Linked DNA regions of Mus musculus: region 2 is linked to region 1. The links are chromatin loops, found by intact Hi-C in ENCODE. Cell type or tissue: heart. All regions are shown on one strand. Links, peaks and the distances in the headings refer to the core of each region. The heading gives the core; the rest is flanking DNA. Region 1 has its middle 3.1 kb from the start of Dlx5. Region 2 overlaps Gm20619 (predicted gene 20619).

Region 1 (2,922 bases), core at 186-2,685:
AGAGTCAGTTTTTGACCAGAGTGGGTAGCACAGGCCACTCACTTGCATCGCCAACATCAGTGATCAGCAGTTTGTTCCTTAGTTTTCCCAGTCACTACTCTCATCTAATCATATCGATCCATAGAACTGCAGTCACATGGCCATCATACAGAACAGTGTAGAGCTATTCCTTTAATAACTTACTAAGTTATTATGCAATCATAGTGCTCTATCTCAAAGATAGCTATGGTGTTATTGAAATAAAGTGGTTACTCAGATCTGCCTTCACAGAACGCATGACCCAATCAGTCTTGTTTTTGAGATCTGTGAAATAAATAAATAAATAAATAAATAAATAAATAAATACACAATCCATGCCCACACACCTTTGATCCCAGGATGTGGGAGGCAGAAGTAGGCAGATCTCTGAGACTGAGGCCAGCCTGATCTACAGAGTAAGTTTCAGAACAGCCAGAGCTACACAGAAAAACCCTGTCTCAAACAAAAACAAACAAACAAACAAACACGCCCTCCATGAATCATGATCAATAAAAACACAACAGAGACCTTCCCTGCTAGCAGTTCTCCGTGGCAAATAAAGAAAAAGACAAAGCACAAGACTTTAATAAAAAAAAGCAGATGTGACCCTGATACACACATACACACACACACACACACACACACACACACACACATATATATACATATGTGTGTGTGTGTGTATATATATATGTATGTATATATATATATATATATATATATATATATATATCCAAGACAGCCTTGCTTACATCAAGTGTGCATGTGTAACACCAGCATATATTATGCAATCCTGTATCTGAATGCTGTGTAAAATGTAATATAAAGTTCCCATCTTTAAAAACAAAACCTTAGATTTTTTTTGTGCATTGAAGTGAGTCTCACACTCAAAGTTAAGGGATGCTCTATTCCCACTTAAAGAGATTTTCAGATGGAGCAGAAAAGGGAAAAGACTTAATATTGCCATTAATTTATCTGACCTACTGGGGAAGGGGTAGCTCAGCTGACAGATGAGGCAAGCACAAACCCTGAGTTAGATGGCCAGCACCACACCATCCTTTTTTACACAGAAAGTTCGTGGCCAGCCTGGGATACATGAGGTTCTGCATCTAAATAAGTGAATATATAAAATATATAAAATGGCATACCCGTACAAACTCGCCTTCCGTGGGGTTTACGCTGTTGACTCAGAGTGGCACCACTCTCCAGCAGAAGCCTGACTGGCCCTCATTTGCATGGAAAGGGGAGTGCTGCCTCAGATTGTCTAGAAAGAGGATGACTCTCAACGTCCTCCAATCGCCTCACAACTATGTAAGAGAGAAAGGAAAAAGCGTGGTATGGAGAAAAGGGTTTATTGGAAGTTGAGACAAAACATGACCGCCTTTCAAGACCAGCCTGAGTGATTCTGAGCTGGGGACATTTGCTGAATCCACACTGTTCCTGGCGGACACTGGGTGGCGCTCGTGGTAAAGGCTTGCGCTTCTTTAGGGTCTTTTCCCCCCCATCGCCACAAGCCCTTTGCAAACTTCAGCTACCCAAAGAAATTACAGGCTCCCTACATGTCTCAGCAGGGAGCTTTGCTGGAGGAATTTGTGATACTATGGGATCCTTTCTCCGCCGATGCGTCAGTTGGGATTTGAGAAGCACTAGTGTACTATCCCTAGCCATGGCGTCAGATCCACCTCCTCAGAACTGACAAAATTAACATCCCTGGCCAGAAAAAAACCCAAAGTGTGGCTCCAAAAGTGCTGACCAGACTTGTAGCTCGGCCTGCAGCACACAGAACACAGGGAGTGTCCTTGTGAAAGGAAACAGGACTACATATTGTGAGCAGACTCGAGGCTGTCTATAGTGGCCCTTACTTGACTGTATTTAAGGAAAGGATGGAAAGTGACAAAACTCAACTCAGAAAAGCCATAAAGAAAGTTGAGATTGGTGAATTTCAAAGAGGCTCCAAGTTGGTGATTTCACCCTGAACTGGACTTACTACAACAGGTTTACATCTGCATAAAGGCCAGTCTTTCAGCACTTCAGGTTATATGTAGAGATGGCGCATTCTTTTCTCCTTACCCATCCTTTTTCATTATTCATATATGTATATATATATTTCATTGTTCATAAATACATTTTTGTGTGTAATATATCTTTACATGCGTATATGTGTATATATGTGTAATATATACAGACATGTGCAATAATGTATGTGTGTACATCCATATGTGTAAATGCATATCTCCACTGAGAAAAGGAAGCAGCGAGTAAATGCTAGCAAGATGTAGAATTATCTTACCAATATAACATGAAGTATATCTGCAGTTTCCAGTATCAGGGTCATGGGAAGCTGCCTTCTCACCAAGGTTTAAGAGAACTATTAGACTCCTTCTGGCGATAATGACCATGCTGACCTTTTTCCTCCTGGTTATTACATTTAAATTTATAGTAAATAAAATTGGGGCCTGTGATGGGATCACCCATCTCTCTGCACTTTTTTTTTTTATAACCTCTGAACACTTTGACCAGCTCAAGGCATTGATTTGTAAGGCCCCATGGATTAGGTGAGCATCTTTAGAGCAGACCGCAATCATAATCCAGTAAGGTCAGCAGTACGTTTGCCTCCTTGAAGACACTCAGTGCAAATCTAGAGCCTGGACAGCCACATGAAAATCAAAGGCAAGGGATCAGTGTCAAGGAACAGCAAACATTTGTTAAACCCACACATCTGTGTCAGAAGGGAAATCTAGAGACACCAAGGCTGCAAGTAGGGACTCCAGATGAAGAAAGGGGTGGCCCTGCTGCATGCTAGCTCCCTCTCGTTGTTGACAAAAGCTGAAGTTGTACAGCCAAGGAAAAGCAACAGTAGCCTGGGTTTATGGGGCCCATGTGCACCTGAGGCACGTGTTGCTG
Region 2 (2,922 bases), core at 216-2,715, 590 kb after region 1:
GTAGGGTGGATTTAAGGATCATGTGAGTGCTGCAGAGCTGATGAGAGAATTCAACACAAAAATAAGTGTAGAAAGGCTCCACGTGTTAACTGACACACAGGAGGTAGGTGCTGGCTTTTCCTGTTTGCTTCACTTTTGTCATGTCTGTTGTGTTGAGAACTGAACCCAAGATCTTGCACATGCTCAGTGCACAGAAACGTCTCAGTAAATTCCACTGTCTTTACTGTTTCCTGCAGAAAGGGAAGCCCCAGAGTGTTCTGGTTTGCTTTTTTGTTACTATGATAAAACATTCTGACCAAAGGCAACTTAAGGGAGAAAATGTCTTATTTTGGTTACACTTCCAGGTTACAAGCCATTGAAGGGACGTTGGGACAGAAATTCAAGTGGAACTGAAGCAAAAAGCATGGAGGAATGCTATTTACTCACTCTCTAGCTCAGTCACAGGCTGATGCTTCACCAGGGCTTTACACAGCTCAGGTCCTCCTGTATAGGGAATGGCACCCCCAACAGTGGGCTGGGGTCTCTTACATCAGAGATAAAGAAAATGCCTCACAGTCAGGCCAACATGCTAATGTGATCAGGATCTCAGTTGCAGTTCCTTCTTCCCAGGTCACATTGACAATGAAAACTAATCAAGGCACAGAACTGGGATTTTCAGCTAAACTACAGAGATCACATTCTCTACCGCAATCCCACACTCCATTGTCCATCTGTCTGAACTGCCTTTTCCAGGTTTACCCATTCACATTCTTCCTCTCTCCCATCAAGCTTCTGTTCTAATGGTCTTCAGAGTAACCTCACCTGGCTGCCCAACCCAAAGCAGGCCCCTTGTCACTTCCCATAGCTTTAAACAGCCAGATTTCACCCCACACTGTGGCTGGTGAAGCAATCACACACAGTTTATCTTTTCATTTAATTCCTCATGGGTTGCTATCTCTACTACCACAAAGAAATCTCCATGAGAGTAGTTTGCTACAGCTTACAACATTTTTTTTTCCTAAAGAGCAGTCAATGTCTTATCTTTTTGCATTGAGGCTATCTATTAATTAGTAAAATTCTATTAACAACTATATCTAATATATCAGCAGATGAAGTGATAACACTTTTAAAAGTGACTCCAAGCAAATTCAAATGTTCTCCGCGAGATGAGGCACCGTTATCATTTTATTTTGGAGGTAACCATCCCCAGAGACTTCTACAGAGAGCACTGGGCCTTCCATGCAAAGCACATTTTAAAACTACAGAATCTACTCCGCAAAGTAAGTTGGGGAGGTAAGCGCTGTATAGCTGCTAAAGATCTTGGGAGGTTGAAAAGCAAACTAGGCACTCTGCTCACTCACTTCCAGCTCCAGGGCTGTGTCTCCTGTCGGGGTCATTAATCAATCCCATTACGTTATAATTCCTCCCCACGCTAAGAAAACACAACCCAAACAGAAGGAAGCATTTCCTGCACTTGCCACTTACCCCTAAATATGAAGGGTAGCCGTCTAAAAACTTCAGCCTTCCTGAGATTAGCTGGAGAAGGTCTGCACAGTATCCACTGGATGTGTCCGGAAAGAAAACGTGCCAAGCGCATTGAAGGGTGAGAACATGACTTGATTCTGACTGCTCACATTCAGGGCTGTTTCGCAAGCTCAGATAAAGCAATGCAGAGCTACCCGGGATGACAGGACTAAAATAAAACAAATCATTTGCAATGTGATTTCCTGCTGAGCAGTGTGCTAAGCTGCCCACTGTGGGTAGTTGTTAACTAACACAGAACAGACCTTGCAATACTGAATGGCAAATCCCTTCATAGGACAAATGACATTGCATGGATATTAATGAATGGGGGCCAAAGGAAAGCCACATGATATAATGGAATCATTGGTTCAGTGGCTGCAGCTGAGGAAGACAATGCTGTACTTCATCAGAGAAGGGCAGCTTGATCCGGTATGATGGGCCTAAGGAGGAAGTGCCCTCTGGGACGGTCTAGCTCACACTCATTAAAGAGGTTCAAGCAACAGAGAGTGGCTTGCTTAAAGAGCAACACAATCTAACCTTTTTTTTTTTTTTTAAATTGAGACAGTGTCTTATGTAGTCTAGTCTGGCCTCAGGTTTGCTGGGCAACCAAAGATGACCTTGAACCTCTGCTGCTCATGCCTCTGTCCCCAAAGTGCTGTCGTTATAGGCATGTGACACTCCATCGATTTATGCAGTGCTGGGGATCCAACTCAGGGCCTTGTGCCTAACATGCAATGTAACATAATCTGTCAGATGCCTGCTGGATGTGTGTTAGAGACTGGAGGATGAAGGGCCAAAGACTCAAGACATTCCTGCTGTTGAAGAAGAACAAAGCGTGGACTTAGATAAGCCCTCTCGTTTAATTCAGTTCTTGTAAGGATCTAGGAAAGTAGAGAGGTTCTGTATAGACATCATCTTAGAGCTAAGGAAGCGGGAGTTCAGAGCGGTGAGAGATATGCCCAGATCTTCATGTGAATGAGCTCTGAAGCCCAACGTGGGCATGACCACAAATCTTGGCTTCACTGTGACCTCATCCTGCTTGATGACCCACCATTAGACAAAAAGCTTCCTTTTGTATGTATTTTAAGGTCAATTAAAATCTACCCAGTAACTCTAAACTTTTCATCACTTCATTATGTCATTAGGAACATGATTTAACTTTTTATCATAAAGATGCTGACCACATGGAATGGAAAGATGGCTCAGTGGTTAAGAGCACTTGCTACTCCTTTAGAAGACCCAGGTTTTATCACCAACCCCATATGGTGGCTCACAACCATCTGTAACCTCAGTTGTAGAGGATCCAAAAGGTAAAACATTCATAGGTGAAAAGTAAAATAAATTGATTAAATAAAAATTTAAAAGTTACAAAAAAAAAAAAAGACACTGACCATGTGGCAAAGGCAGGCCACTTTTACC

Evidence for each region. Peaks named below come from ENCODE experiments on the same cell type or tissue, not always from the same donor. Only the 100,000 strongest peaks of a DNase experiment are listed, where the experiment ranks them.
Region 2: a loop joins it to region 1, with 2.2 times the contacts of the local background. A loop is called at or near these places in 10 of 42 quality-filtered maps.

Annotation. Positions count from the first base shown.
Region 1 is chr6:6,883,681-6,886,602 of GRCm38, reverse strand. No RefSeq gene overlaps it. Among named protein-coding and RNA genes, the nearest start is that of Dlx5, 3.1 kb to the right of the region's middle. In heart, for the core only: a CTCF peak has its summit at 1,471 (motif pointing right); no DNase peak of the experiment used is centred there; H3K27me3 peaks cover 816 bases.
Region 2 is chr6:6,298,076-6,300,997 of GRCm38, reverse strand. The region is part of intron 1 of Gm20619 (predicted gene 20619); the gene reads right to left. Among named protein-coding and RNA genes, the nearest start is that of Gm34749, 24 kb to the left of the region's middle. In heart, for the core only: no CTCF peak of the experiment used is centred there; a DNase peak (open chromatin) is centred at 1,597; H3K27ac peaks cover 1,342 bases.